Linked DNA regions of Homo sapiens: region 2 is linked to region 1. Evidence: chromatin loops called from intact Hi-C (ENCODE). Cell type or tissue: heart right ventricle. All regions are shown on one strand. Each heading gives the region's core, and the rest is flanking DNA. Links, peaks and the distances in the headings are about the cores only. Region 1 holds the start of MCFD2-AS1 (MCFD2 antisense RNA 1). Region 2 overlaps PRKCE (protein kinase C epsilon).

Evidence for each region. Hi-C counts contacts between places; a loop is a spot of excess contacts. Peaks named below come from ENCODE experiments on the same cell type or tissue, not always from the same donor. Only the 100,000 strongest peaks of a DNase experiment are listed, where the experiment ranks them.
Region 2: a loop joins it to region 1, with 4 times the contacts of the local background. A loop is called at or near these places in 21 of 110 quality-filtered maps.

Annotation. Positions count from the first base shown.
Region 1 is chr2:46,883,724-46,899,541 of GRCh38, forward strand. MCFD2-AS1 (MCFD2 antisense RNA 1) reads left to right here and starts at 15,552. Exons shown (of 2, transcript NR_199007.1): 1 at 15,552-15,591. RefSeq lists a silencer at 6,581-6,765. In heart right ventricle, for the core only: a CTCF peak has its summit at 5,504 (motif pointing left); a DNase peak (open chromatin) is centred at 5,484; H3K4me3 peaks cover 377 bases; H3K27ac peaks cover 3,339 bases.
Region 2 is chr2:45,979,520-45,995,337 of GRCh38, forward strand. It overlaps PRKCE (protein kinase C epsilon), which reads left to right. Exons shown (of 15, transcript NM_005400.3): 5 at 777-862; 6 at 5,032-5,161. Among named protein-coding and RNA genes, the nearest start is that of EPAS1, 310 kb to the right of the region's middle. In heart right ventricle, for the core only: no CTCF peak of the experiment used is centred there; a DNase peak (open chromatin) is centred at 7,269.

The DNA.
Region 1 (15,818 bases), core at 1,216-9,215:
TATACGTATATAAACACATATATATATTTACATATGTATATACTAAAATTTATATATACATATGTAAATATATATGTTGCTTTTGTAGAGACAGAGTCTCGCTGTGTTGCTCAGGCTGGTCTTAAACCCTGGCCTCAAGGGATTCTCCTGCCTCAGCCTCCCATAGTGCTGAGATTACAGGCGTGTGTCACTGCACCCAGCCTCCATTTTCTATAATAAAAAAGTCTAGTTCATTTGCATATCAAAGGTCCAAACTCTCACCCAATTTAAACATCGCCCCTGCCGACTCCCAGCCCAATCAGGCTAAACTGCATGTGCTCTGGATTCTCAGGTGTGTTCAGCACTGACTCTCTTGGGAAGATTCGGTGTGTTCTTGGGAGACTCCCCATGGCTGGAGATACCAGCCTACAGTTTCCTGGACTTGACATCTTCTCCTAGAAACTGACGTGACAGGATAAGCCCTGTTTAACATTTCGTTAATTACACAATATTCAAACTTCTGTGGGTTTTTGTTTCTGATGTTGTTTTCTAACAAAAGCATTTAAGGGTATGAATTTTCATCAGAACACTTTTTAAAATTAATATTTGCATCTACTGCTTCCCTTGCCCTTCAACAGTTATGTATGCTCATTGTGCAGTGATTTTTTGAATTCACGAAGGCTTTCATTCGGTCATTCATCTGACAAATATGTATCAAGTGCCTTCTGGTTCTTAGGGATGTGGATACATCAAGAAATACAGTAGTCAAACACCCTGTACTCAGAGAGCTTACAGTTCCCCCCGAGTGTCGAGTGTCGGAGAGAAACTAATAATTATAATGACATGCAATGCAGAAAGTGAAAACAACACAAGTCACTGGTGATCTCAAAGCCCAGAGATGACCATGGTTCACATTTTAGTACATGACTTCCCAGTACCAGCAGTGTGTAGAGCATTATATTGTGAGCATTTTCCCACAGCAGCAAGCATTTTTGAACAAAATGATTTTTTTGTATTTCAAAATGTGGATGAATCATAAATATCTTAATCATGGAATCTCTAAGGCTGAAAGAGTTTTTAATGGGTGTCTATTCTACAGGTGAGTGGAGTGGCAGTAATAATTGGGAAATGGTGGGAACTCTGAATTGCAGTGGCATACTCCTTTAAGAAAGGGAAGGAGCCAGGCACGGTGGCTCACACCTGTAACCCCAGCACTTTGGGAGGCTGAGGCGGGTGGATTGCCTGAGCTCAGGAGTTTGAGACCAGCCTGGGCAACACAGTGAAACCCTGTCTCTACTAAACTACAAAAATTAGCCGGGTGTGGTGGTGGGCACCTGTAGTCCCAGCTACTTGGGAGGCTGAGGCAGGAGAATTGCTTGAACCCAGAAGGCGGAGGTTACAGTGAGCCAAGATTGTGCCACTGTACTCCAGCCTGGGCAACAGAGCAAGACTCCGACTCTAAAACAAAAAAAGAAGAAGAAGAAGAAGAAAGAAAGGGAAGGTAGCTGCTTCTACATTTCCACAAAGCCCAAGGTTGAGAGAATCCACTTTGAAAGCTAACTTTTTCTCTTTTAAAGGGAAGATACTGTCTTTCCTGGAGCTACAAGGCTGGACCCTTTACCACCTTCTTACTATGAAGGCTGGATCTGGCTCAAAGCCCCTTTTCTCAACTGCAGCCCAACTGCTGCTGAATTTCAACTTCACTTAAACTTTGGAAAGGTCCGGGGCATATTTTCAGCTGGGAGAGGTTTTCTTTTCCTTTATTTTAATCAGCTCGTAAGTCTATAAGCAGCTTGGGCAGTAAAGTTCAGACTTTGAGAAACCAAAAACTAAACCACCATTTGCATTCACACCAGGGTGGACAGTCTCAGCTCTCAAGAATTTTATGTTTGTCTTGGAAAAAACTGAGAGGCTAAGTGCAGCCAAGGGAGTGAGAAGGAAATGATGCTTCAGCCTGAGTGCTGCTTTTCTCTACAAAGATGGGGGTGACGATCAGAGAACCATAATGCAGGCAAGGAATCCAGTCAAGGAAGACGGTAGCTGTGCAGGTGGTTAGTGTGAAGGATGTGAGACTATCCTGCATGGCCCTCGATGTGTCTGGGCAAGGGAATTCACTAGCCCATCTGCCAATGGCGACCTCCAGGGCTTGACTTGGTCATCATCCTCAGGAGATTCCCATGTGGGTATTTAAGCTTTCCAACTAAACTTTAAGCTTTGGTTAGGAATTTTGTCGGTTTGGGTATTAGGTTTGTTTTAACACCACCTGCCCACCCAGGTCTCTGTACACAGGCTTTACTGTCATGGGATGGGATGGGGGGAAGCGCAGTTGGCCCTCTGTATCTGTGTTTTCTACATCCGTGGATTTCAGCTAACCACAGATCAAAAATATTCAGGGGAAAAGTGGATCGTGTCTGTGCTGAACATGCACAGACTTTTTTTCTCAACATTGTTCTGTAAACAATACAACTTAGCAACTATTTACATAGTATTTACATTGTATTGGGTATTATAAGTAATCTAGACATGATTTAAAGTACACAGGAGGATGTGTATTGATTATATGCAAATAATACAACATTTTTTATCAGGGACTTGAGCATCCATGGATTTTGGTATCCACAGTGTCCTTGGGGGGTGGGTCCTGGAACCAATCTGCTATGGACACTGAGGGACAGCAGTACATCGAAAGTTTTTGTTTCTGCCTCGTTTAAACACCACATGACTCTGAGCAAGTCAACTTCTATGAGCCTTGGTTTCCTCATCTGGAAAATGTTTGTGGTGTAAGCTTATGCCACATGAAATACAGCTTGTTAAACTGTAAAAGATTACATAAAGTTACCATTATCCTTCCTGCTAAATGCTAATCATCCACACTGAGATTTGAATTTCATCATGAAGTATGTTCATTTCATTTCATTCTCACCCTGGTAAGTTCCTAAGGAGAAAACATTATAGGAAACTTCTAGAGCGAAAGAATAAACTACTAATCACTAGAGCCTAGCACTGGGCTAGATGCTTTCTCATACTTGAAGACTCATTTATTCCACAGCTCTGTGAGGTTAGAAATATAATAATCCCCTTTCAGATGGAAAGAAACAGGCTTGAAGTGAGTTTCAGTGATATCTTCGAGGTTACCCAACTGAAGAAAAGTCACAGTTCTGTGCTGGTAAAGTGACTCTGAAGAAAGAGAGAAAAAAAAGCTTGCCCATTACTGTGGTGTAAATGCTCCCACTGTGGCTGATTTCATGCCCACCGGTATGAGCTAGCCTCTGCACACTACTGGAGGAGCTGCATTTGAATGCAAGCTCAGGTTTCCTAATTTCGGGTAAAGATCATTTCCTGAGCCCAGGGCAGTGACACTCCTCCCCAAGCAAAGAATCCCCTCACACCAGGAAGGACCCAGAGCTGGTTGGATCACTTAGGCCTCCACCCTCAGACCAACCTAACCAGATCCTCTGAGGCAGGGGCTGAGGATCTGCATTCTAGACAAAGACCTATACGTGCACTGTAATTTAGGTACCACCCAGCCCTCAGCACCAAGATCAAAGGCCTCTCCCACTCCTGTCTCCCAAAAGCACTGCAGGGAGGAGCAGACATGTCTCAGGAGACAGAAGACAGCATTCTGTAGCTGTCCCCTGTACTGGAATTCTGATTGGGTTCCTATGGGCTGAATCATGGTGGTAAGCTGATCGCTCTGTCTCTGTCATTAAACTCTCTTTATGCTTATGCTGCTTTTCACCAAATCTAAGATTCTACTGATTGTAAGTCACATCATTACTTTTTTTTTACCATCAAGAAATAAAAACTGTTGTCAAAGATGTTAAACTATGAAAAAGTACATCTAAGAATCATGAAATATGTTATCAGTGGGTGTATATACACTCCTTTATCTCCCAGTTTTACAATAGCACAGTAAATATTCTATTCTTTGAAGCCTGAGGTTGGGTCTTACTCATCTTAATTTATGTCCTCAGAGATCCAGCAGGCTTGGTTGAATGAATACATGCCTAGCAACATATCAAAATAGACAACTTATTAATTAGTCATCAATAAATGCCCCAGGTTTTGCACCAAGCACTTTCTATTTAATTTCCATAACAACCCAATGAAGTAGGTGCCAGACTTTCTCCACTTTACAGAAAAGGTAACTGGGGCTTGGAGAGGCCATGTAACTGGTAAGAACCCTGCCTGGGACTTGAATCCCAAGTCTGAAGCTCCTGATACCATTCACAATATGGAGAGATCCTTGAGGATATTGAAATGTTTTCACCAGGCCGGGTGCAGTGGCTCCTGCCTGTAATTTTGGCACTTTGGGAAGCCAAGACAGGTGGATCGCTTGAGCCTAGGAGTTCTGGGCAACACAGTGAAACCCCGTCTCTAGAAAAAATACAAAATTTAGCCAGGCATGGAAGCATGTGCCTGTAGTCCCAGCTACTTGAGAGGCTGAGGTGGAAGGATCACCTGAGCCCAGGAGGTCGAGGCTGCAGTGATCTGAGACCACTGCACTCCAGCTTGGGTGTCAGAGTGAGACCCTGTCTCAAAAAAAAAAAAAGTTCACAACATAGAATGGTACAGCACTACTATCTTAGTCTGTTTCTCAAGGCTTGACAATAAATAAACCTGTTTGATTTCTCTTTGGTGCTTGTGTTGCAAGAGGATGGATAACATTTTACAAAGCAAAGTTACCTTATTTTCTCACCTCCTTTGGACTTTTAGCTTTCTCAGACTTTTTGAAGAGGAATGGTAGCAGGAGAGTTTTCTCAGCTTTGGTAACTTCTGGAGGACTTGCTGAAATTAAAACTTAAGGATTCATGTTCCCATGGAAGCCCCAGGGAGCAAAGCAGTCAGCGCCCTCCCTCTCTCTCCCTCGGGGTCTGGCCCTTTCAATCTACCCGGTTGTCCAAATTCAGATTGTGTGCCATTGAATCCCACGTCGCTCATCTGCTCATCCCCACACTCACTGCCGCCCCTGGGGTGGCCGTCTCCGCTGGTTAGCCATCCTCATGAAAGGGTGGGGAAAATGCCTTTTCCCGTCTGCTCAGCTGCTACCAGTTTGGAATTTTTCAGGAGGTATTTGTATTGGTGCAAGAAAGCACAGTGGCAAGGGAGCTGACAGGGCGTGGATTCCCTCTCCGAGGTCTAGGTGCAAACTGCTTTGGACACTTCAGGGTTTACAGGGTCCACAGCACCACCATCACCTCTCCCTTGTCTGACCATCACTTATGTTTGGGGAAAGGCTAATAATTCCTTTCCCCAAAGCAGGTAAGTCTGAGCGTTTTGATTCTTTTCACATTCTTATTCATTTTCGAGTGATTTTGGGGTGTGTGTGTGTGTGTGTGTGTGTGTGTGTGTGTGTTGTGGAGTTTTTCTGGTGGCCATTTTATACAGGGAGAGGTGAAGAGGAGTCATTCCTGGCATTTGCAGGAATGAAAGAGAAGTGACACGTAAAAACCCTGGATGGGATACTAAGGCCTGGAAAAGGACATTCTGTGGGACACTGCCGCCATCTAGAGGTTCATCTGTAAATGACAAATGTATTAAGAGAACTAAGGGGTTCAATGATTGTCAGGATTGACAATAAAAATTTCGGCACAGTGAAACCCCGTCTCTACCAAAAATGCAAAAAAATTAGCCGGGCGTGGTGGCAGGCGCCTGTAGTCCCAGCTACTCGGGAGGCTGAGGCAGGAGAATGGTGTGAACCCGGAAGGCGGAGCTTGCAGTGAGCCGAGATTGCGCCACTGCACTCCAGCCTGGGCGACAGAGCCATCACTATTTTGAAATTACAGAGATTGAGCCCAACACAGTGGCTCACTCCTGTAATCCCAGCACTTTGGGAGGCTGAAACAAGCGGATCACTTGAGGCCAGGAGTTTGAGACCAGCGTGGCCAACATGGTGAAACCCCATCTCTACTAAAAATACAAAAATTAGCCAGGTGTGGTGGCACACAACTGTAATCCCAGCTATTTGGGAAGCTGAGGCATGAGAATAGCTTGAACCCAGGAGGCACAGGTTGCTATGAGCCGAGATCCCTCACTGCACTCCAGCCTGGGGGACAGAGTAAGACTCTGTCTCGAAAAAAAAAAAAAAGAAAAAAAGAAATGACAAGAGATTGGTAGACCTGCTACTAGATCTTACTATGCTAATTAGGAAGCACATATATTCTGACAAAGGCTTATAAAAAGAAAAATAATAAGCACATATGTTACTAAATCACTCATTTTTAAATATTTTGATGCTTACATTTCAATATGATTAATTTCTTCGAAATCCTTTGTTTTTTATTTTATGCATTTGAAAACATTGTTCTGTAAGGGGGTCCACACACACAAAAGGTAAAGGATCGCTGCTCTGGAGTCTCAGAGAAGGGACAGGTGACCATGGCTGGACAAGGCAGAGAGGGCTTCCCAGATGAGAAAAGACACAGGACTTTGCACTTTATTAAAAGAGAGCCCCAGGAGCTCTCTTTTAATAAAGAGAGCGGTGGCTCATGCCTATAATCCTGGCACTTTGGCAGGCCGAGGCAGGTGGATCACCTGAGGTTAGGAGTTCAAGACCAGCGTGGCCAAACATGGGAAACTCCGTCTCTACTAAAAATACAAAAAAAAAAAAAAAAAATAGCCGGGCATGGTGGCAGGCGCCTGTAATCCCAGCGACTCAGGAGGCTGAGGCATGAGAATCACTTGAACCTGGGAGGCAGAGGTTGCATTGAGCCGAGATTGCCCCACTGCACTTCAGCCTGGGCGACAGGATAAGCCTCCGTCTCAAGGGAAAAAAAAATTAGCTGGGTGTGTTGGTGGGCATCTGTAATCCCAGCTACCCTGGAGGCTGAGGCAGGAGAACTGCCTTGAACTTAGGAGGCGGAGGTTGCAAGCTTGTAGTAAGCGGAGACTGCGCCACTGCACTCCAGCCTGGGCGACAGAGCAAGGCCCTGTCTCAAAAAATAAAAAATAAAAAAAGACAGCCCCAGGGCAATTTCAATACAGGCCTTCTCTGAGGAAGCAGAGCCAGGCCTTTAATCAAAGTGTAAAAATAGAAAGGTTTCTGTGACTTCTCCTATGTCCAACCTAGAAAGTGGTCTCTTTGGCAAGAATCTGAGAAGGTACTTCATACTAAAGGATAAATGACTAGAAACTTTCATTTCAGGAGGATTTTCATTTAACAAGACTCAGAGCATTTATTTATTTATTTATTATTTTATTTTATTTGTTATTCAGACTAGGTCTTGCTCTGTCCTCCAGGCTGGAGTGCAGTGGTGTGATCACAGTTCAAGGCATCCTCAACTTCCCAGGCTCAAGTGATCCTTCTGCCTCAGCCTCCCAAATAGCTGGGACCACAGGCATATACCACCATGCCTGGCTAATTTTTTATTTTTTGTAGAGACAAGATCTCACTATGTTGCTCAGACTGGTCTCAAACTCTTGAGCTCAAGCAATCCATCTGCCTTGGCCTCCCAAAGTGCTGGAATTACAAGCATGAGCCACCACACCTGGCCTATTTATTTTTTCCCCTGACTCAAAACATTCATGAACACAAAGGACTGGCCCTCTGTGGGGGGCGTTTGGTTGTATGGCAAACTGCCTGATGCTCTGGGCAAGGTCAGCCTCCCCTTGAATCATACTGTCCCCGCCAGACCTGCCCGTGTGCATTGATTAGGTTTTCTTCGTTAAAAGAAATACAGAGGCCGGGTGCGGTGGCTCACGCCTGTAATCCCAGCACTTTGGGAGGCCGAGACGGGTGGATCATGAGGTCAGGAGATTGAGACCATCCTGGCTAACACGGTGAAACCCCGTCTCTACTAAAAATACAAAAAATTAGCCGGACGTTTTGGCGGGTGCCTGTAGTCCCAGCTACTTGGGAGGCTGAGGCAGGAGAATGGCGTGAACCTGGGAGGCGGAGCTTGCAGTGAGCTGAGATTGCGCCACTGCACTCCAGCCTGGGGGACAGAGTGAGACTCCGTCTCAAAAAGAAAAAAAAAAGAAATACAGAAACCAAGCTGGCCAGAGTTAGAAAAAGGCAAGTCAACAGGAGCCTTTGAATCCAAGGGAGCATGGAACCCCACTTCTCAGAGCAGTAGGAACTGGGCAGCTCAGGCCTCTTGGGGATAAGTGTTGTGGGACCTCTCCAGAGCAGAGCTTCTCAAATTTAAATGAGCATGCAAATCACTGGGGATCTGTTGAAAAGTAGATTCTTCAGTCCTGTGGGATCTGGAGGAAAAAAAAGTAGATTCTGACTCAACTGACCTGGGTGGATCCTGATGTTCCACATTCATAAACCCCTGGGTGACACTGCTGGTGTGTGGCCCACACATTGAGTAGCAAGGGCACGGAGCTCTACCACTCCTGTGCCTTCCCATGCCTCCTGCCTGCCGCTGTGCTTCTCAGGCCCTGTCAAATCCCAGGGGAGAGTATGTGTTGGCCCAGCTTGGGTAGGCATCCAGGCCTAGCTCTGAAGCTGTGGTCAGTGAGGCTGGGCAGGTCTGATTTCTTGGAGGGGATGAACTGTGAGAAGAGCAGAGAGGGAGGCACACAGGTGCCCGAGCTGTAGCCTGGAGGCCCCACCTTGAGGCAGGGGAGGTGGTCAGCTGTGGCCTTAGACTTCCCCAGCTGGACTCCATGCAGTTACCATCAGCCTCTGCTCCACCTGCGCCACCTTCTTCCCGTCCCGTGACCTGCTCCAGGACCCCAAGGCTGGGCTGTTGACGAGGTTGTCATGGATGGGTTCCTGGGTTCCCATTAACCCACAGGCTACAAGAATAGGCACTTCCAAAACCCTTTAAGAAAAGACCAGGGGCACCTGGCTTAGCATCCACCACATCTTTGTCCCTTTAGAGACGGTTACCTTGTTCCCTTCTCATACCGGCCAGAGCCCAGGAATTTAACTACAGACACCTGAGACCCCCTCATGGCTAAGCCCTTACTACTTCCTGCACTCTGATTCCCTGGCATGCGAGAGACACAGGATCTCTCCCCAAGATCTCCTTGATTTGCATGCCTGTTGGATCTCTGGTTTCAGGCTTGTTCAGTCCTGTGGGACTTGAGCCACTGAGGCCAACCCTACACCACCCCCTCAAACTCTCCCTCCCCTCCCTGGGCAGCAGGGCTCATCACTCTGGACAGGCATGACCTGCAGTCCTTCCCTAGCCACCCAGGGGGGAATTGGAAATCCATGGACAGAAAATGCCCAGCGATGAGGTTTCCTTTTGATTCTGTCAGAGCAAAGCGAATTCTCTGAAAGCCTCTGAAACAGGCTTTTATCGAGAGCACTACCAATACAGTCCCTGGGGCTAAACACCCAGTAATGGGCCTAGTGAGATACTGTCCCAGAGGGCTGAAGTTTCAAACTGCCATTGTGGTGTTGAAAAGATTATGTTGCCTTCAACACTTCTTTTTAATTTTTTTTAATTTTTAAAAATATAAATAGAAACAGAGTCTCACTATGTTGCCCAGGATGGTCTTGAACTCCTGGGCTCAAACAATCCTTCCGCCTTGGCCTCCCAAAGTGTTGGGATTATAGAGCCACGGCACCCGGCCTTAACACTTTTTTTTAAATTACACTTTTTATTTTGATTATTGTAGATTCTCATGAGGTTGTAAAAAATAATGGAGAGAGATGCTGCATACCCTTGACCTTGTTTTCCCCTAATGATAGCATCTTCCAAAACTATAATACAATATCCCAACCAGGATGTTGACCCTGGTGCAGTCAAGGAACAGAACATCCCCATCACTACAGGATCTCTCCTGTTGGTCTTTGATAGCTACACCCACACCCTCCTGTTCCCACCCCTTCCTTAATTCTTGGCAACCACAAATATGTTCTCCATTTCTATAATTTTGTCATTTGAGGAATCCAGTATGAATGGAATCATACAGTATATAACCTTTTGGGATTGGCTTTTTGTGCTCAGTACAATTTTCTGGAGATTCATCCAGGCTGTAGCGTGTTTGTTTCCTTTCTGCTGAGTTTGCTCCTTTTTATTGCTGAGTAGTGTTCCATGGAACAGATGTGCCACAGTTTGTTTAACCATTCACTGTTTCCAGGTTTGACTATCACAAATAAAACTGCTATAAACACTCATGTGCAGGCTTTTGTGTGAACATAAATGCAATTGCTGAGTCATACGGTAGTTATGTGTTTAGTTTTTTAAGAAACTGCCAATTGCTTTCCAGGGTGGCTCTACCATTTTACATGTGTCGTTTTACTACTTAAAGTGACATATAGAAAACTTACTTTTCTTTACATTCTTTTACCCTCCCCCCATTTAAATATCTCCTCTACATACATTTAGAACATTGGACTATGTTACAATTTTTGCTTCAATCACTAACCATAATTTAGAAAATTCAAGCGGAGAAAGTCTATTGTGTTTATCTGTATTGTTGCTTACCATGTTCCTGATATTCTAAGTCTCTCTTATGTATTGTTTTTCTGCTTAAAGAATTTCCTTCAGTTTGCGCCTTTAATGTAGATGCTAAGAAAACAACAACAACAACAAAACCAAAACAGAACAACAACAAAAATACAATTTCTGGCTGGGCGCAGTGGCTCACACCTGTAATCCTAGTACTTTGGGAGGCAGAGGTGGGTGGATCACGAGGTCAGGAGTTCAAGACCAGCCTGGCCAAGATGGTGAAACCCCATCTGTACTAAAAACACAAAAATTAGCTGGGCGTGGTGGCGGGCACCTATAATCCCAGCTACTGGGGAGGCTGAGGCAGAGAGTTGCTTGAACCTGGGAGGCAGAGGTTGCAGTGAGCCGAGTTTGTCCCACTGCACTCCAGCCTGGGCAACAGAGTGAGACTCTGTCTCAAAAAATAAAAAAATAAAAATAAATAAAAGAATTTCCTTCTGCCATTCTTTTAGGGTACATCTGCTAGGGACAGATTCTCTTAGTTTTCCTTTAATTGAGAATATCTTGATTTCCCCTTCATTCCTAAAGGATATTTGGAATGGACATAGGATTCTGGATTGACAGTTCTTTCAGGCCTTGAAAAATGTTGTGCCACTTACTTCTGGCCTCCATGGTTTCTGTTGAGATAGCTGCCGTCATTCCATTGTTTTTCCTTTATATACGAGCTGTTGTTTCTCTTGCACTGCTTTTAAGATTTTTTTCCTTTGTCCTTAGTCCTCAGAAGTTTGACTATGATGTGTCTTGGAATAGCTTTTCTTAAGTTTACTCTCTTGAGGGTTTGCTCAGCTTCTTAAGTCTATAGCTTCATGTCTTTTGTCAAATCTATGAAGTTTTCATCCATTTCTTTGAGTATTTTTTTTTTCAGTCACTCTCTTTTTCCCTTTCTGGAACTCTGATGACAGGAATGTTAGGTTTCTTGTTATAGGTCACAGGTCCCTAAGGCTCTGAGCATGCATTTTTCAGTCTATTTTCTCTCCGTTGGTCAGACTGGGTAACACCTATTGTTCTGTCACCCAGGTCATTAATTCTGTCCTCTGTCCCCTCCATTCTGCCATTGAGCCTATCCACTGTTTTTCGTTTGTTTGTTTTTGTTTTTGTTTTTGTTTTTTGAGATGGAGTCTCGCACTGTTGCCCAGGCAGGAGTGCAGTGGCATGATCTCGGCTCACTGCAACCTCCACCTTCCAGGTTCAAGCAATTCTCCTGCCTCAGCCTCCCAGGTAGCTGGGATTACAGGCACCTGCCACCACACCCGGCTCATTTTTTGTATTTTTAGTAGAGATGGGATTTCACTATGTTGGCCAGGCTGATCTCGAATGCCTGACCTCCTGATCCACCCACCTCGGCCTCCCAGAGTGCCCGGATTACAGGCATGAGCCACCGCACCCGGCCCCACTGAGTTTTTTATTTCAATTATTGTATGTCTCAGTTCTAAAATTTTTATTTGACTTTTCTTTATATCTTCTTTATATTTATTTGCTGAGATGTGTTGTTTTCATTTGTTTTATATATGTTCATAATTGTTCATTGAAGCACTTTTAACTATGGATGCTTTAAAATCTTCATCGGATCATTCTGATATCTGTTTTCTCAGTGTTGACATCTTTTTTCCTTTATTCATGATCTTCCTGGTTTTTGGTATGAAGACCGATTTTTATTTATTTATTTATTTTTTTTTTAACTGAAACCTGAATATTTTTGTAATATGTTATAAGACTGGATCTTATGTAAACCTTCTGCTTTAGCTGGTATTCTAGGACACCCCTCTGGCAGGGTAAAGGAGGTGTGCCACTGTATCACTGACAGGTGTCCAGGCTCCCTGCTCTGCTTCCAGTGACACTCAAGGAAAGGACTTCTCATTACTGCTAGGCAGGGGTGGGAGTTTGGGCTCCCAAGTGGTCTCTCCTGACACTGTGGTGAACATCACCTTGTTATCACTGGGCAGTGCTGAAAGTCCTGACTCTCCAGTAGGCCTCTTCTGACACCATCCAGCAGGAAGGGGAGGGGAGCCTCCCTATTGACAGTTAGGGGTCCAGGCTTCTTGTATGTTCTCCACTAACCCCGTGGGCAGAAGGGGGGCTCATTACCACCCAGGGATAATCCCAGCTCCTTCCTTGGCCTCCTCTGATGCTACCATAGCAGAAAGAAGGAGGGGTGCCTTGGCGAGGCCTGGTGAGGGTGGAAGTCTAGGCTCCCCACTCTGCTGCCATGGATGCAGGTGGGGCTGCAGCCTTCCTGTGGTGTTTGGTTGGAGCAGAGCGGTTATTATCTAGAAGCTTTCTGTCTTGCTTGTCCTTTTCTTCATCCTTTGGGTAGAGACAGCAAGTTTTTACTGGGGCCTTTCTACATCCTTTGGTGTTTCTGAGCTCCTGCTTCCTTAGCTCCAAGTCTACATATATGAGGCAAAAGGAAAAACCAGGGAACTCACTGCCATGTTGTTGCTCAGGTCGCAAGGTCCCTGGACAGTCTGCTTTATTTTCTCCACTTTTCAGAATCTTCTTGTTGTTGTTTTTATAATGTCCAGGGTTTTTGTTGTAATTTGCAAGAAAAATTAGGGGGAAGTGCCTCTACTCCATCTTCCTAGAAGCAGAAGTCCTGCTTGGTTTTTAAAGATCCAAAAAGTTCAGATATAATGTTCATGGTTTCTGCTATTAATTCCGTGGTTGAAATGATAGATAGATAGATAGATAGATAGATAGATAGATAGATAGACAGATAGATGATAGCTAGATAGATAGATAGATGACAGATAGCTAGATAGAGTTCTTAATAGAATGAATTCTCTCTTGAGGTGGAAATGTGACTTAGCTCTTTTTATTGAGGATGCTATGCAAAAATACATCTGTGTCCTCTGATGAAAATACTCTCAGGGGAAGCCTTTAAGCTGGGCATGGTGGCTCACACGTGTAATTCCAGCACTTTGGGAGGCTGAGGTGGAAGGGTTGCTTGAGCCTAGAAGTTTGAGACCAGCCTGGGCAACACAATGAGACCCAGTCTCTACAAAAAAAAAAAAAAAAAAATTAGAAACAAAAAGTCTTCTTGCTTTTTCTCTTCTTCAGAAGCTATTTAACTCCAGAGCCTAGACGAAAGAAGTTACATGGCAAACACACAATAAATATCCAATGAATGAATCAACAAATAAACAAACACACAACTGAATAAAATGGTAGATATATATAGTGCTGGTGTATACAGCACTAATGTGACCAGAAATTTAAAAGCACTAATATCTCGTTGCTCTATGTTTAGGGAAACACTTGTTGGTATATGCTATGAGTCTAGCTAAAGGAAATAGCCTCTTTATATACAATGTGAATGAAGTTTTAATTAGAGTAACTCTTTGGGACAGCAATTTAGCAATATTGACCAAGGTTTAAAATTGCTCAAACCTCAGTAACTCAATTTCCTCAAAAAATAATGGTAAAAATAGAAAAGGTTTTATGCATGAGCATGCCTTTGATAAAACAAACAAACATACAATTGTATAAATATCACGATTACAAGTATGTAAGAAACAAACAAAATAGAAACAGGAAAAAAACATCAAAAGGAGATAGACCGTAATACAATGGCTATATTGGACAATTGGATTGTATTTTCATCCCTCCTCTATTCCGTATTTTCAAATGATCTTTAATGAAAGTTTTTTTTATAATAAAACACCAGCATTTTATTCCTGTAGCACCAAGAGTGACAGAGTGAATTACAGTTGTGTAGTCAAGCACAGAGTGGGAAAAGATGTCACATTTATACATTTTAAAGAGCATTACTGTAAAAATCAATTACATTTGACATAGAAACTCCCCTCCCTTGAGTTCCCCTGCTAAATGTTCATCCTCACACAATATCCTGTAGACTTTCCCAGTCCTGTTCCCATCTGCAATTCAGCACTCTGGTGCCATCGAATCCTGGGCACAGACCAGAACATGGCTGACCTTCCCGTTTGCCTCCCATCTCATCTCTCATGCGCCTTCTTGGCATATTTCTATTCTCTCTTCCTGGCTATAGGACTTGGGTGGGTGACTTAATTTTTGTAGGCAGACCTTCCCACTTGCTCAGGAAGCATCCCCCTGAAGGGATCTGGCAGTCTCCTGGCTGCAAAGCAGGCACTCCTCCCTACTAAGGAATGCCTGGGGTGAGGGGAAGCAACCCCAGTGCAGATGCTTTGGGTTAAGAAGTAGAGAGGTGTAGATCGGCTCAAATGGCCCTTGCATAGCTGAATAATTTTTGTTTTCCTAAAATGGTTTTAGATGGGATCGTGTCTGAAAACCAGTCTTTGTTCCTGGGAGGTAAGTTTGAGTGATTCCCGGCAGTCAGGGGGCAAAACTGGATGATGATGTGCTGTCAGAAAGAATAGGGAACACAGCTTCCCCACTTGTTGATGGTGGGGGCACAGGCGAGAATACGGTGCCCACGGCCCTCTGGACTGTTCTGCTGAAGGCCCGAGCCTTCCAATACAGTATAATAATGGCCTCAGCAGAGCCATGGAGCCAGAATACCAGATAGCGGCGAGGAAGGAGATTTCTCTGAAAGAAGCAAATAGTCCATTGCCAATCATGCTATGGCATCCCGTGCAGCAGCTCCCCACCCGCCTCTTCCGGTAATTGTACCTGGATTTCCTTCTCTGAAATGCCTCCTCCCCACTGTCAATCATTTTATTACCAGTGGGGCTCCAGCCCCTCACCCAGGATGCAGCACATAACCAAGGCCTGAGCCAACTGGCCCATGTGGCATGGCCCTGGCCTCAGTGATTTGTCCAGGGGTGGACTGGGAATAATAATGCTGGCTGTCACTGAAAAAGTGCTTCCTCTATCCCGGCTTCGTTGTTAGGATTTTACCATGTTAACTCAATTAACCCTCACAGTGACCAGATGAGGTGATACCATCATTATTATCCCTATTGTCATATGAGGAAACTGAGGCACAAAGGCACTAAGTAGCATGCCCAAGCGACAGAGCTCATAAGTGGCAAAACCAGGACTGATACCAAGACAGTCTGACGCCAGAGTTCATTCTCTTAGCACTATGCCATAGAGCCTTCTAGGTCAGCCGTGGCACAGGTGTGTGGCATAGGTGTGCCGTGATAGGCTTTTTCCTGAAGCTGAGGCGCATGCTCTGGAGCGGGCGCCGCCATCTTGCCCCTACGCGGAGCCGGAGAATGCAGATCTGAAGATGGGGAGGAGAGCAGAGCGTGGTGGCACGGTGAGCTCTAGACTTGGTCTGGTCTGAAGCCAGTTCATTATTTGGCAAAAAAATTATTACGTTCCCACCTTCTGGACCCGTTTGTTTCTCATTCCAGGTTGAGTTGGTTTTGGTTACTCTCCTCCCCGTATCGCATTTTGTCTTTTCTTCCTAATAACTCCTATTGATTGGATATTAAATGTCCACGATAGATCCTCTTATTTTCTCATCCATTCTCTGTTATCACT
Region 2 (15,818 bases), core at 3,562-11,561, 900 kb before region 1:
ATTATTCCTTTCCAGTTAATTGACTACAAATGCAAGTTTAAGTTGTACAAAATTGGAGGGTGGAAATGTGGCATGGTCATGCGGTGGTTTTGCTGAGGTTAGAGCAGGGAGGTTTTCCTGTCTCCTCGCCAAGCACTGTTGGGTCTCACCCATGGGGTAGTGTCTGGTGGAAGTTGCTGTTCCTTGGGGTAACACGCACACAGTTACTTACCTTTTCAGCCACCTACTGCCCACATTGCTCCATGACACTAACAACACAGATATAGGCCACTTGTGGAAGTATTAAAGTCGATGGGAATTTTGAAGTTTGGTATGTCAGGACACAACCAGATAAAAAAGCCTCAGAACCTCTGCACCGCCTGCTGCAGTTCCCCCTATCACGTCAGCCACCCTGCATGGTCCCGAGTGGGGTGCGAGGCCACTACAACACCTTTAATAGGCAGTGCTCCATGGGAGGGCTGGAAGGAAGTTTTTCCTTGACCTTGGCGTATTGAAGTGAGAAAATTGATCAGTACTCCCTCAACTGGAGAAAACTGCTAATGTCCTTTGAATATAAATGTTACCTTGCTCTCTGGAGCATTTAGGAAACTGATGGCTCTGATAGGACAGTGTTTTGAAATAGCTGTATAAAAGACTTTAGGGAGGGTATTAAATTAAGGCTCAGTGGCAGAAGGGGCCTGGCTCCCCTTGTCACTCCACCAAGCCCTGAATAGATCCTGGGAGGGACACTCCCTTTCCTGAGTGTCATTCAGCCTTCCTGTCTTTGCTATTTGCAGTCTGCACCTGCGTGGTCCACAAGCGGTGCCACGAGCTCATAATCACAAAGTGTGCTGGGTTAAAGAAGCAGGAGACCCCCGACCAGGTAAGTGTTGGTGACACGGAAATTCTGGGCTTCTTCACCGCCAGCCCCTCCCTTCACTGCCTCTTCTGTGGTTCCCAAGAAAACCTTCTCTGCCTGAGACCCTGTCATTTCATTGTGTTGATAAAAAAACAAAGGGAGCTGTCCACGGTCTTCTGGCATGAGACACCATCCGCAGGATGAGCACAGGTCCAAGTCAGTTCTATCCCCTTGGATGTTATGCCAAGTGCAGTGTGATCCCAGCACTGAAGCCCACAAGAAAAATATGAATTCTTTTATTGCATCATCTCATCAGAACTAAAATGGCTAACCAATGTGTCACTAGCTCCTCACAGGTAATAAACAGTAATAGAAACACAAGCAGGAACCTTGTCTAATGAGCTAGCTGATGGGGGAGTGGTGTGGAATGAGCAAGCCCAAGGAATACTTAGGAGGCGGCAACAACCACGGGAATAAAAAGAGTCAACATTCACTGGGCACTTACCGTGCCCTGATTGAAGCACTTTAACATATATTATTTAATCACATAAAAACCTTCATGAGGTAGATGTTATTATCTTCATTTTACAACAGAATAGAAGCACAGAGAGTGAAATTAACCTGCCCAAAATCACACAGCTAAGAGCCACTTTCAAACCCAGGCAGTTTGTTCTAAAGCCTGAGCCCTTGACCACTGCACTACGTTGTCTCTTAATCTTAGAAACTAGCATCAGATTGCCTAGTTTGGTAGAGGTAAGGAAGCAGGAAAATGCAACAATGAAGCTAGGTTCACCTAACTGAGCAATTACGAGAATGATAGTCCCACTGATAGATTAAAAAACCTTTTTGAGGAAGATGACAGTTGTGAATATGGATGTAGGTATTATCAGAACACTTGATTTCAAGAGCATGCTCTTAATTCTGGGGGAAATAAATTCTGTGTAGTCATAGGCTATTAGAATCGCGGGTTAGAGAGAAAGGCCTTGGGTAGGTTTATAATCAGCTGGTCTACAATTTGACTTCCAAGAGGACTGACTTATAGAGACTTCTACCTGCTTCTTAATAATTGAGTCAAATAGCATCCTGGCATCTAAGGCATTTCCCATCTTCTCTCTCCTTCTGCTTTCATACTGTCTCTGGAAAGCAACAAAGGACAAGGCTTAGACTGAGCCTTCTGTGTCTGTGAAGGTTAGTCTGAGCCCAGAGCACCAACATTGTTTGCAGGGGCTCTCTTGTGGTTAAGACTGCAAGCCAGCACCTGCACCTCCCGACTCCTGGTCTAGGATCATGACCCCAGTACATCACTGTTGCTTTCACGAGGAAATGAAAGAAAGAGATGGCTTGCTTGCTGTCTGCCTTATTTCCTTCCTATGGACATTCCATTGAACATTTACTGGGTATGTCCTGTATGACAGGCGTTATGCTGTGTCCCATGGAAACAAAGAGGAGTACACTAGTCCCTCCCTCAAGGATCTCAGTCTCATCACCTGCAGGTCTCTGCCTCTGCAGGACTCTAAAGCTCTTCTGCACTTTTTTGGAGGGAAAGGTCCGATAAGAGTCCATGCCATGCAGGTTAAAGGGTTGAGATTTGAAATGTTCAGAACCCAGCTTGATCTGTGACCCAGTTCTTCTGACTGTCTTTCCTGGCATATTGAGCAGTGAGAAGAAGTCTCCAGTGAAGTGTGTTCCCAAACTTGACATGTATCACCAAGGGACAAATTGCCAGGGACTGAGAGAGGGAGGCTCTGGGTTTCTTAGCTTGGTGGAGTTGACTCCCAGTCCTGGCTCTCCCCGCCACCACCTTGTGCTTCCAGAGGCCAGTCTCCCTTAGTGTCAGTGTATCTGCCCCTCAGGGTGATGGGCTTGCCCTCTGCCGGGTTACTGAACTGCTGGGGACCAAACTTTGAGTTCGTTCTTTTGTGCAACCACCTTTAATGTGATGCCTGTGCATACACACATCATACACACATACACACCAGAAACACATGTAGCCCTAAACACCATGCTTTCAATGCCCTCCTTCCTATTAAAAGGTGCTCTGGTGATGGACTTCTTGGGTGTCCTGCACCGTGAACACTCGGCCGGTCCCCCCCATCTCATGTCTGTGTGTCTTAGCATGCGGTGGACTCACACCCTGCCTGCACTTCCAGGTGTGGTAACCAAACAATGTTCCATCTCCACTGGTGTCACATTTTTTTTTCTTTAATCTCACAATTCTTTCTGCCATTGTCTTCCTCTCCATGTTCTCTCTGTGACTCTCACTCACCCCATTGTATCTGTGTCCTCCTCAGCAAGCGCACATGTGACATGTCCCCCTGCACACATGCCGTCTTTGTGTTGGTCTCTTGGTCAGTCTGATGCTGTGGCATGCTCTTGTGTGGACTCCTTCATCCTCCTCCCTCTGTTCTCTGATACCTTAGAGTTTTTAGTGGTCCCAACTGAGGGTCACGTAGCTCTTTCCACCCCCACACTGGATTTCTTGGTCACCTGGGACAACGTCCCCACTTTTTCGCCTTAGTCTGTCATTCATACCCCTATGAGGTGATTCCTGAGAGACCAAGACTCTATTCTCAGTATAGGTCCACCATGCCTTCAGGGTATGTGTAGGAATAGAGTGGGCACAGTGATCTCGTACTTCCTTAGCAGTGAGGGAGACCATGGCAGAGTCAACATGTCTACATTCACAAACAGGCACACCTAAGCTAGGCATCTAAGAATGGGTGAGTATAGTTGTTTTCAGTAGAGCTGACATTCTTGTTCCCAGGCAAGACCTCAAGTGGTAGACCATCCATTTCAGTAGGGATCAGTGAAATCTTGGTCCAATGGAAGGATCAGCCATTCCTTGGAACTGGGTGCTAGGGAACTTGTCTTCATGCTTGCGTTCAAGTCGAGCTCCCTTTCCAGCTCTCATTTCACCCCTCATTAGTCCCCCACGGGGGCCTGTTACTTATCAGTCAGCCAGGGAGCTGAGGCCCAGCTTTGCCGCATGCCAGCCACTTCCTAATCCCCGGGGTAGCAAGAGTGATCTCCCCAGCCCATGGATGTCCTGGGTGATGGTCTCCTGCCGATACTGAGAGGGGCTGGGGGTGCAGCTGCTCCACTAAAGACATAGATGGAGGGTAGCGCTGTGGAGGGGCAGAGATGACTCAGAAAGGTAGCCCAGCAGACCCTTGCTTCCATGAAATGTGTTATGCTTCTAGCCTCTTCCACCCCTGAGGTCTCATTGACCCTGCCATCCTGTGACACTGGGTGGGACAGGGTATGATAGTGCTGTGCCTTCATTTCCTCATCTGTGAAGTTGCGGTAACCATGGACTGCCCTGTAGGGTGGTGGTGAGGTTTAACTGAGATAATGGTGCCTGGTGTGTGGTCAGGGCTGAGACCTTAGCATTCTTAGTGCTCACCATTCTGTATTAGCCATCTTCCTCCTAATTGTTGTCCGTTCTGACTGATCCACAGTTTCCACAACATTGTGCAGAGTTTACACGCTGCTGCACAGAATCCCGTGTCCACCATTGAGCTTCCTAGAGACTTTTTGCCTAGGTGGGGCTTCCAGGCACACAGCAGTATTGAAGGTACAATTTTTTTTTTTTTTTTTTGAGACAGAGTCTTGCTCTGTCACCCAGGCTAGGGTGCAGTGGGATGATCTTGGCTCACTGCAACCTCTGCCTCCCGGATTCAAGCAATTCTCCTGCCTCAGCCTTCCGAGTAGCTGGGATTACAGGCTCGCACCACCATGCCCGGCTAATTTTTGTGTTTTTAGTAGAGACAGGGTTTCACCATGTTGGCCAGGCTGGTCTCGAACTCCTGACCTCAGGTGGTCCGCCTACCTCAGCCTCCCAAAATGCTGGGATTACAGATATGATCCACTGCACCCGGCCTGAGGTACACATTGAGGACACTGTACTATGATTGCTTAAAGTCCTGAAGTCCTGGAGAGGACCATGTTGGGGAGTAGGCCTGGCCTTGCACAGTCAAATGGAGTAGCCAACAGTGAGTTAAGAGCATCAGGAGCCAAGGCCAGGGCAGGATGGAAGCTCTTTTCACCTCAGGGCAGCTTTTAGAGCCAAGCTAGGGCCTGCCACCTACAATGACACAAGCTCTCTTGGAAAAAGTTCTTTGAGAGTTCCGTTGACAAGTCTTCTGGGGAACTGAGGAGCTCGGTGGTGAACCTGTATCTTGCCATCCCTGCAGGTGGGCTCCCAGCGGTTCAGCGTCAACATGCCCCACAAGTTCGGTATCCACAACTACAAGGTCCCTACCTTCTGCGATCACTGTGGGTCCCTGCTCTGGGGACTCTTGCGGCAGGGTTTGCAGTGTAAAGGTAAGTTGCTCCCTGCCCTGCCCTCAGCCCCTGCATGTCCCCTTCCTTGCTGCCTGCCCCCATCCCTGCTTTATAAAAAACCCTTGTCTGATTCCAGATTTGGCCAAGAACTGAGTGCAAGCCTTTGTTAATCCTGCATTAGTAACTCTGTGCATTTGGTAGGCAGACTCTGGGCAGAGACCATCCAGGACTGGGTGGAGGGAAACACCGAGGAAGGAGGAGGGCGGACTCCACGCCTTAAGATCACTCACAATCTGGGGAGACAAAATGAGTCTACAAAAGCATAATAATTTCAGGAAAGATACATTAGAGCAGAAGAAAAGTAATATTTTTGGAGTTAGGCCATGAAGGAAGTGAGAGGTGTGAATTGAGGCTTTTCTTGCATGGTCCATGGCTCAGTGCTTACTCTTTGAAAGAGCCATGCCAGAACCTTGTCACATAAGGTAGCTTGCTGACTCGTCACCAGCTTGGGACATAGGGGATATTATTCCCATGGCCCTGGTGAGGAAACGGAGGCTCAGAGACTAAGCAACTTGCTCACATCACACAATTTATTAGCAGAAGTAGGATTTGAACCTTGACTCTCGCGTCCTCAGTTCCTTCCTGTTTCCTGCCGTGCCACCCGCAAACAGCGCACTCAGATGATGATGCTAAGTGGCACGGGGAGTAGCATATAACACAGGGAGGTGGAAATGTATTCTGGTGGCCTGAGAAGTGTGTCCAGTTTTATAAGCCGGTCCAGCCTGCTTGCACGGTTGGGCAACCGTGAACTACTAGGCAGGGATATTGCATGGACAATATTTTAAAATAGTGTTTTACTGTTTGTGTGGAATGTATTATTCATAAATTCCCATTGTAGAAAAATTAGAAGAATATAAGTAAAGTATAAGAAAATAAACCTAGGACATAACAAATTGGTCATTGAAGGGATCCCAATGAGAAACTATGAGAATTGGAAATAAGATCAGGGCTGCAGTGGGAATGAAGAGGAGAATGACTTTAATATATCAAGGAGGAATGATTTATTGGATGTAGTGACCAGAAGCAGCTGGGAGGGCAGTGATAGCATTCACTGAGATGGGGATACAAGAGGGAGGATAAGGTTGGAGGTAGAAATGGAGCCTGAGCTGGGGACACCTTAACTCGAGGTGCCCGTGGCAAATTGACACGAAGCTGTCCACCTGTTGGACATTCTCACTGACAGTTGGGGAATAGGTCTAGACTGAGCATTTAGATGTGGGTTTTGTCAGGATCTAAGCAATTAAAGCTATAAAGTCAATGTCATTCTCCAGGGTAAGTACATTGAGTATGAAGAGAAAAAAGTCAAAGATAACACCATGAGGGTGGGTACCAACATCCAAGGGTGGGCCTGCCAAGGCAATGAGAGGGAAGCACTCACAGGTAGGAGGAAAAGTAGCAAAGAATGGCACCATGGAAGCCAAAAGAGTAGATAATTTTTAACAGTTTTATAAAGAAGTGGTGCCAAATGCTTTCCAACAGGTTATTTAAGATAAGACACGAAACATGGGGTTGGATTTAACAACAAGGAGGTCACTAGGAACCTCAGCAGGAGCTGTCTTAGTGGGACAGTGGGATGGAGCCCAAGTGCTGTAGGCTAAAGTGCTAATAGAGGGAGATGTTTTTTCAGAATGTTTTAGTCAGGAAAAAGACAGTGGCAAAGGAGAGATGGATGAGGCAGAAGGGAGAGGGGACTGACTGTTGATACAGCAGGGAAGGGGAGGCGAGCGGGGATGGGCCTTGGGGAGAATGATGGACACCGCCTTCCCCAGATGGAGGGCAAGCCTGGCTACCAGGCCTGGGTGCAGATGCATCTCGGGTGTCAGGGATAGAAATCCAGGAGGAGGTGAGTGGACAAAGTCATCATTTAAGTTTTGAATCTGTTGAGGGCATTGCAAGGAGATTCCCCTTATTTTCTGAAAGAGGAAGTCTTTTTTGAAGTAGGAGGGAGAAGTGGGGGTGTGAGAGGCACGAGGAGGGTGGTGAGGGCTGGAAATAGCAATTGTGGGGACAGAACACAATCCAGCCACTGGACATGAGGAGGTGCTGACTGTGGACATGCCCAGCATCCTGTGAGCTTCCCGGCACCCCTGGAGGTGGGGGCGGAGCCATTCCACTTCCCCGTTGGAGTATTCTTTCTAGTGTGTGACCCTGAACAAAATGGGGCCTGCCTGGAATCCTGTAGGTGAGGTGAAGAGAGCAGAAGAGGAAGAAGGGAGGGGAGCAGGAGTCTCGAGTGTCTAGCAGAGGAGTGATGTGCTTTTGGAAAGATTAGTGTGGTTGCCGGGAAGCAGGGCCTGCTTTGGAGGGAACCCTGATGAGCTGATGTCTGTTTTTTTTTTTGTAAATATATTAATTATTGATCTATCTAGTGAACCTAAATGAAGATACTATCATCATAAATATTGATATTTTAAGAAAGCAGCCCAGACACCCAGACATCACTGTGAGGGCTGTGGGTCCCCAATGACCCTGGAAGAAGGAGGGGCAGGGACAGTGTATTCAGCTCTTGTTGGGCAGGAAATGCTCTTGCCCCTGCTCAAGGAAAGAAGGGGCAGAATTAGGATGCCTGGAGCAAGGGTATCTGTCCATGGGAGCCCAGGAACCCGGAGGGAATCAGGCCGCATGAGGGCTAGAAGACGAAGGCTGAGACCTGAAGCTCCCCAGCCAAAGTGTGCAGACTTTTACTCTTCTGTGGCTCTGATGTTATTACTTGGCCTTTTTTTCCCCTTGCTGCTGTTCTGTGACCCTCTCCTTCTCCCTCTCCCTCTCTCTTTGTCTTCCTCTCTCTTTAATTAAGAAACCTTATTTTTTTAAGAGCATTTTTAGGTTCACAGCAAAATTGAGCAGAAAGTACAGAGAGTCCCTGTATTATGTGCCCCCCAACACACATGGCCTCCCCCCACCAGCATCCCCACCACAGCAGCACACGTGCACAGCCACGGAACCTGCACAGCACATCATTATCACTCACAGTCTGTGGTTTACCTTGGGATCCACTCATGGTGTTGAGCATTCTGTGGATTTGGACAAATGGACAGTGCTCGTTATCTACCATGATAGTATCATACAGATTAGCTGGATGGCCCTGGAAAATTGCCTGCTTCCACTTATCTCTTTAGATCCTTTCTCCTCCTTAAGGCTTCTTGGCCCTGTAGACTCCTTACCCTGTGGAGAGGGGTCATGGCCAGAAGAGGCCAGCATGGGCCCAAGGCAGGGGCTGCTTGTGCCCAGGTCTAAGCCTGGTTCTGCTACTATGATTACTAAGAAAAAGAAATCAAGACTTAGTGACCTGCAAGCATCCCCGAGCAAGTCCCTATGAAGCTGGCTCTTGCACCCATGCAGCCTGGCCCTGTTCCTGGCTTTGGCAGGTGCCCTATGCCACCCTTTGCTGCTTAGGAAGACTCAGCCAGGCTTTCTGTCTTGCTGGACCATGCTAGCAGGGCCTGCTAGGCTGGAGCTCTGGTCCCCTGGTCCTGGCTGGAGATCATCTATTTGGCCTGCTGCCCTATGGCTTCAGCTTTTTTGCCATTCCCGTTCCCATTCCTGGAAATAGATTACAGTATTTTCAGCAAAACAGGTTTCTTCAGAGCTTGGGTCTACGAGGAGGGATCCATGAGACTGTCCTGGTCACTCTTTCTCCAGTCTAAAACTGTCTGAGCCACACAGGTTCAAGCATTGTGTGTGTACCCTTCTGGGGACTGTCCCTTTGTCAGCCAGGTAGAGGGAGCATAATTATGTCTGCTTTTATGACAAGGAAATGGAAATCTGGAAAGAGTGGGTGCATGCAGGGCATACAACCAGGAACTGTGGGGCAACCAGCCCTTGTCCTTTGCAGCCCACAGCCACAGAGGGGCCAGACCCTTGCAGGATGCTCACACGATCATTGGGTAACTGAGATCCTTAACCGAGGGCAGAAAAATGCTGGCACAAAGTGAGCAGGCAAAATAGTTCATTTCTTTCTTTCATTTTGTGACTCAAGTGCCTGCTGCGTCTGAGTCTCTCCAGACTCATTCGTGGGTCTGTCCGAGCCCCTCAACCACTATTAAACAGTCCAGAAATCAGCTTCCCAGGTTCCAGGAGCAGCATCGCTAGTCTCGGGCATTTGTAGCCTTTTCATTCTGCACTTTGTTGGAACAGTGCTGCCTTCTCCAATCTCAGGTTCACTGGCACCATGGGCCTCTCTGGGGCCCTTTTCCACCTGTTTTATTTTCCCATTGACACATGGAGTCAGTGGCCCCTGGAGGCAGAGACACCCAATACCCTTTGATTGCAGTTTCCTTCTCTAGAGAAGATCCAGTTCTCACCTGCCCCCGTCCCATCCCCCACACTCATGTCTCAGCACAGCTGCTCTGAAGTCATCGGGCACCAAGGGGCAACTTCACAGGAAAGCCAGACCTCCTGACGGAGCCTGCAGTTGGGCCTGCGGGGGCCTGTGGAAGCGGAAGCCCTGCTTTTTCTCATCCCCATCTGGGGTGAATGCTCTGCACCTGCTGTCCTCCAGGACAGGGGACGAGGCACAGGGAGGAAGGTGTACTCCACGAAGACCTGGCCTGGAGATTCCTAAAGAATCTTCTTCCTCGCTCCTGCCTCTCTCTGACACACATCTTAATAACTGCTCTGATCTGCGGCTGTTTTCAGGGGCCAAGGGGACAGGGTGTCCCCTCCTCTCCAGTAAGTAGTAAACAGGAGTGGTGGCCTGAAGAGATCACAGGCTAGGATTTGGAGGAGCTGTCCTGGTTTGGGTACTGCCTAGCTGGGAGGTTGCAAGCAGGTCACCCTGGCTTAGTGCCCTTGGCTTTTAACCCCAACTGCCCTCTTCCCTTCTGAGGACAGTAATAAAAAATAAAAATGGAGTGATCTTAGCCACATACCTTGGGGTGGCTGTGCAGAGCCATAAAGATGAAAGAAAGGCCTGCCTGTCTCCCTCCTTCCTTCCTTTCCTTGTTTAAAAAAAAAAAAAAGTATTTTGGATACTTAAAAACACTAAAAACATGCAGAATAATTTTTAATTTTCAACATTTCTGAAAATGTCAGTCCTTTACTATTTTTAACAGCTAGGTCCCTTGTCGTAACTTCAACTTTTATTTTTAGAATTATAAAGAGCACAATACATAAATACATTCTCACTGTTCTTACTGTCAAAGATCCAAGCAAGACTGAAGTTAGATATATATTAAAAATATTAAAGGCTTTCTTTATATTCTCTTTCCACTTTCATCCTCAGACTTCTAAAAATGTGCTATGGGTCCTCTTACTTCTAAAAATGTCCTCTTTTTGTGTGCCTTTGCTGCACGGATACTCACACACACTGCGTTAGAGTCTATTGCTACATAACAAATGACCCCAGGACATAGTGGTGTAAAACAACCAATACTTATTTTCTCAGAGTTTCCGCTGGTCAGAAATCTGGATGGAGCTTAGCTGGGTGCATCTGACTCTCATGAGGTTTCAGTCAAGCTGAGAGCTGGGGCTGTTGTCTCATCTGAAAACTCAACTGGAAGAGGATCCACTTCCAAGCTCGCCCACATGGCCACTGACCAGAAACATCAGTTCTCTGCCGTATGGGCCTCTCCACACAGTGACTGGCTTCCTTCAATGCAAACAAGAAAGTGAGAAAAGATGCCCCAGACACGAGGCAATGGGACATCTTATCGCTTTTGATGTTTTCTGTTCATTAGAAGAGAATCACTACGTCCAGTCCTCTCCAAGGGAGGGAGTTACATAAAAGCATGAACACTATGAGGCAGGGGCAATCAGGAGGCAGCTTAGGGGCTGCCTGGCACACCTGCACCTCCCCATCCACATCCCCTTCGCCTCCTCACAAATGCAATCGTCTTGTCTATGGGGTCTACCCTGACCACTGGGTAGCTCTCAAGCTCTTGTCTCTCGTCTCTTACTTCCTCTGCTTTTTTTTCTAACATAGCACTTATCATCTTCTAATATTCTAAATTACTTTCTTTTTTTTTTTTTTGAGATGGAGTCTCGCTCTGTTGCCCAGGCTGGAGTGCAGTGACATGATCTCGGCTCTCAGCTCACTGCAACTTTCACCTCCCAGGTTCAAGCAATTCTCCTGCCTCAGCCTCTGGAGTAGCTGGGACTATAGGTGCATGCCACCACACTAGGCTAATTTTTGTATTTTTAATAGAGACAGGGTTTCACCATGTTGGCCAGGCTGGTCTCAAACTCCTGACCTCAAGTGATCCGTCCTCCTCAGCCTCCCAAAGTGCTGGGATTACAGGTGTGAGCCACTGCACCCAGTCTAAATTACTTGTATAATGTTAGTTTCTTTCTTTCTTCCTTTCTTTCTTTCTTCTTTTTTTTTTTTGACAGAGTCTCACTTTGTCACCCAGGCTGGAGTGCAGCGGTGCAATCTCAGCTCACTGCAACCTCTGCCTCCTGGGTTCAAGTGATCTTCCTGCCTCAGCCTCCCAAGTAGCTGGGATTACAGGCACCTGCCACCACGCCCGGCAAATTTTTACATTTTTAGTAGAGATGGGGTTTCATCATGTTGGCCAGGGTGGTCTTTAGCTCCCAACCTCAAGTGATCCACCTACCTCAGCCTCCCAACGTGCTGGGATTACAGGCATGAGCCACCACGCCAGACCTTATAATGTTAATTTCTGTCTCTCCCAATCCAAATACAAGGTCCATGAGGACAGAGATTTTTTTTTGTCTGTTTTATTCTCTGTTTACCCAGCATCTAGAACAGTGCCTGCACACTGACATCCAATAAATATTTGTTAATTCAATCCTCCGTGCATAGTTATATAATTTGCTTTTCTACAGTATGTCTTGGAGTATTTCCAAGGCAGTGTACAGACATCTACTTTACTTACTAGAAAGAGTCCACATTGTGGATGTTCCGTAGATTGTTTAAAATGTTGCCCTCTTGATGGATGTTTACTGGTTTGTGTGTTGTCGCCATTTTAATTTATGCTGTCACAGACATCCTCATACATACCTTTTCATGCATATGTGTGAATAATTATGAAAGAAAGGCCCACAGAAATCAAACAATCACTTTAAACCCTTGTCTTTTTGTGGTTGAATTATACAAGGAGGGAATTACATAAGGGCACTTTTACTTGTTTGCTTTAAAGTCAAGCCATGTTAATGGACTGCTTTACCTTCCTTTTCATTGACGTTTAATTTGTGTGGCTTGCATGGTGAGCTTGGGATTCTAGTTCCCTGTTATCTATTGGGTCTGGTCTGAGAGGTGTCATTTATGCCACTGTAGTACTACTACTTTCCGTAGAGTTAGAATAACTGAAAAGCATGTTGTCCTGATTTGTGCAAGGCGTCGTGGTGAACCTGGAGATAAAACATTACTTTAGTTCTCTAGAAACTTGCACTGTGCTTGGTCATTGAACATAATAAGTGAAATCATAGGCGATAATTCAGGCATTGAGTCAGAAATAAGTGTGAGCAATTTACAGGCAAGAGAGGGCCTGGAAAGGGGTGTAGGGAGAAAGAATGCCACAGGAGTGCTTTGGTTGACTCAGAATCCTTTGCAGTAACATCCACAATGCCTGGGGACCATGAGAATGTCCCCTGTACACGTGGCAGATTGGCTGAAAATTCAGTCTGAGCTTTGATCTGAGGAATGCTGGGTAGCAGACAAGCGGCCGATCGTGGTCCCCGGAAAGCTCTGAGTCACGGTTCTGGTGTGATCAGGACTCCAAAATCTCTTTCTGGTGATGACATTTGGCCCAGCATGACCCCAGGGGGGCATCCCTCTTACCTCCTTTCTCCTCATTCTGCGTGAACGACTTTGCGGTCGTTCACTCTCACACCCCTGCCAACTTCCATTGCACAAGCACACAATTTCCCATTTGCAAATATTTGCTCTCTGTCTCTGAGCTTGGCATGACTGGAACCTGTTATGAAATCAAACCATTGCCCTGGCTCACCCTCAAGGGCCAAATTACCCCAACATAAAGAAATTCCTGCAGCATACATGGGCCTGGGCCCCTCCTTAGGAGTGGCTCTGTCACCATTCCCAGAAGGTTGTCTGCTTGCTTTGGAGGAATTCCCAGGAGCCTGGCCTGCCTTTTGCTTCAATCTCAGCTATAAAAAGGGTGGAAACATGGAAACCAAGTCTCTCCAAATGACGGTAGGATGTGTGATAGAAGGTGAAAGTCAGAGTGCCTGAACCCCAGTGTGTCCCCAGACAACACTGCTGCTGCTGCACCACCCAGCACATAGTAGGTCCTCAACAAATGTGTGGTGAATAGCTGGGTAGTAGTAGAAGAGCGCTTCTCTTTTTGTAAGAGCCCCTGGCAAAGCAGATCTATTTCTTCCCGGTACAACTTTATCCAAATGAAACCAGTGAAAGTGAGCACTGAGAGGCATTCTGGAAAGAGAAGCCTTAAAGGGCAGCCTAGGGCTGGGAGTGGATTGGCAGCAGGGGCTCACGGCCTTTGGCCTTGGTGCTCCCCAGTAGTGTTGTGAGGGGTGGGGGTGGGTGGTTCATTTGGCCACATTAATGCAAATGCATCTCAGGTTTCTTTTGGTTCCAACAGGGACGCCCACTGTCCTTTGCTGGTCTGTGGCCTCCCAGTGACACCTGCAGCCTCCAGGAGCCCATCTTGCTCCCGTTATGGCTGCCCAGAGTAACTGGAGCTCCCCTTCCTCACCACTTTGCCCTGGCATTTCCAGACTTTTCAAAGCACTTTCAAAGTCACTATCTCACATCGTGCATGCTAACTGATGTGTGATTGAGATTTTTTTTACATATTAAGATGAGTACATAACTCAGGGGAAATAGCAGACTTTTTAAAAATAAAAGGCAAAGTCCTCAAAACCAAAACCAAAAAAAGATACCCCCTTTGCCGACCTGCCAGCCCAAGTTGTTTTGTCAGGACAGACAGGTCTGGCATTTCAACACCAGAGGGAGCTAGTGGTCAAGTTATGTAGACAAGTTAGTTGCCCTTCTCAAGAAATTCTCAACTTGGCTCTTTTATTCTCTTTTCCGTCACTTCACAGAGAGGCAGAAGACAGCTTTCATGGGTTTGGTGGGTGGAGCAGGTGTGGTGAATGAGCATCAAAGGGCAGCTGATGCAATGAGGCAGGGTAGTGGGGACAGAATTCTGGGCACAGTGCTGTTGCCTGGTCTCTGATCAGCCCGCGGATCAGAGTTATTAGTGATAACTCCATTAGTCAAGTCGGTGCCATGGCCTGGCTGCGCTGGAGTTTTCTTGTTTGTTTTTGTCCTGAGAAAGCCACCCTGCCACCACCTCACCCCACCCCCACCTTTAGCCCAATGGGCATCTTGGGTTCAGTAGCTCAGTTGAACTGTCCAGGCTGGTCTGGGGGGGCTCTCTCCAGACAGGTGACCAGGTTATGTAGAGCATTACGGAGATCTGGCTGCTTATCCTGCCTGGCTTCACTCCAGGAACAGTTTTGGTTTTTAAACATTTTTAGTAGACTTTACTTTTTAGAGTAGTTTTAGGTTCACAACAAAATAGGTCAAAGGTATAAAGATTTTCCACAAACCTTCTGCCTCCACACATGCACGGCCTCCCTCACCATCAGCATTCTGCAACGGAGTGGTATATTTGTTAACGGTCAGTGAACCTTCATTGACACATCATCATCAAAGTCCATAGTTTACATTAGGGCTCACTCTTGGTGGTGTACATTTCCATGATTTTGGACAAATGTATAATGACATGAATCTACCATTATAGTATCTTACAGAATAGTTTTACTGCACTAAAAATCCTCTGTGTTCTGCTTCTTCATCCCTCCCTCTCTCCTAACCCCTGGTAACCACTAAACTTTTTACCATTTTCATAGTTTTACCTTTTCCAGAATGTCCTATAGTTGGAATGATACAGGGGATAGCCTTTTGAGATTGGCACCTTTCACTTAGCAATATGCATTTAATGTTCTGCTATGTCTTTTCACAGTTGCTAACTCACTTCTTTTTAAGGCTGGATAATATTTCAGTGTCTGGATATACCATAGTTTATCCGTTCACCTACTAAAGGACATTTTGCTTGCTTTCAAGTTTTGGCAATTATGAATACAACTGCTATAAACATCCATGTGCGGGTTTTTATATGAACATAACTCTTCACCTCATTTGGGTAAATATCAGTAGTGTAATTGCTGGATCTTATGGTAATGGTATATTTAGTTTTGTAAGAAACTGCCAAACTGTCTCTCAAAGTGGCTGGACCACTATGCATTCCTACCAGCAATGAATAAAAAGTTCCTGTTGCTTCATATCCTGAATGGCATTGGGTGTTATCAGTTACCTCCTTGTATTTTGGCCATTTTAATAGGTGTGTAGTGGTATCTCATTGTTTTAATTTGTAATTTCCTAATGACACATGAAGTGGAGCATCTTCTCCTATGCTTATTTACCATCTGAATATCTTCTTTGGCGAGGTGTATGCTCAAGTCTTTTGCCCATTGGGTTATTCATTTTGTTATTGTTAAGTTTAAGAGTTTGTTGCCTATATTGGATAATATAGGCATATATTATCATATATGTCTTTTGTAAATACTTTCTCCCAGTCTGTTACTTGTCTTTTTATTCTATTGGCAGTGTGTGGTTTGGTTTTGTTTGTTTTTTGTTTGTTTGTTTGTTTGTTTTAGTTTGGGGAGGTGGGGGACAGAGCAAAAGTTT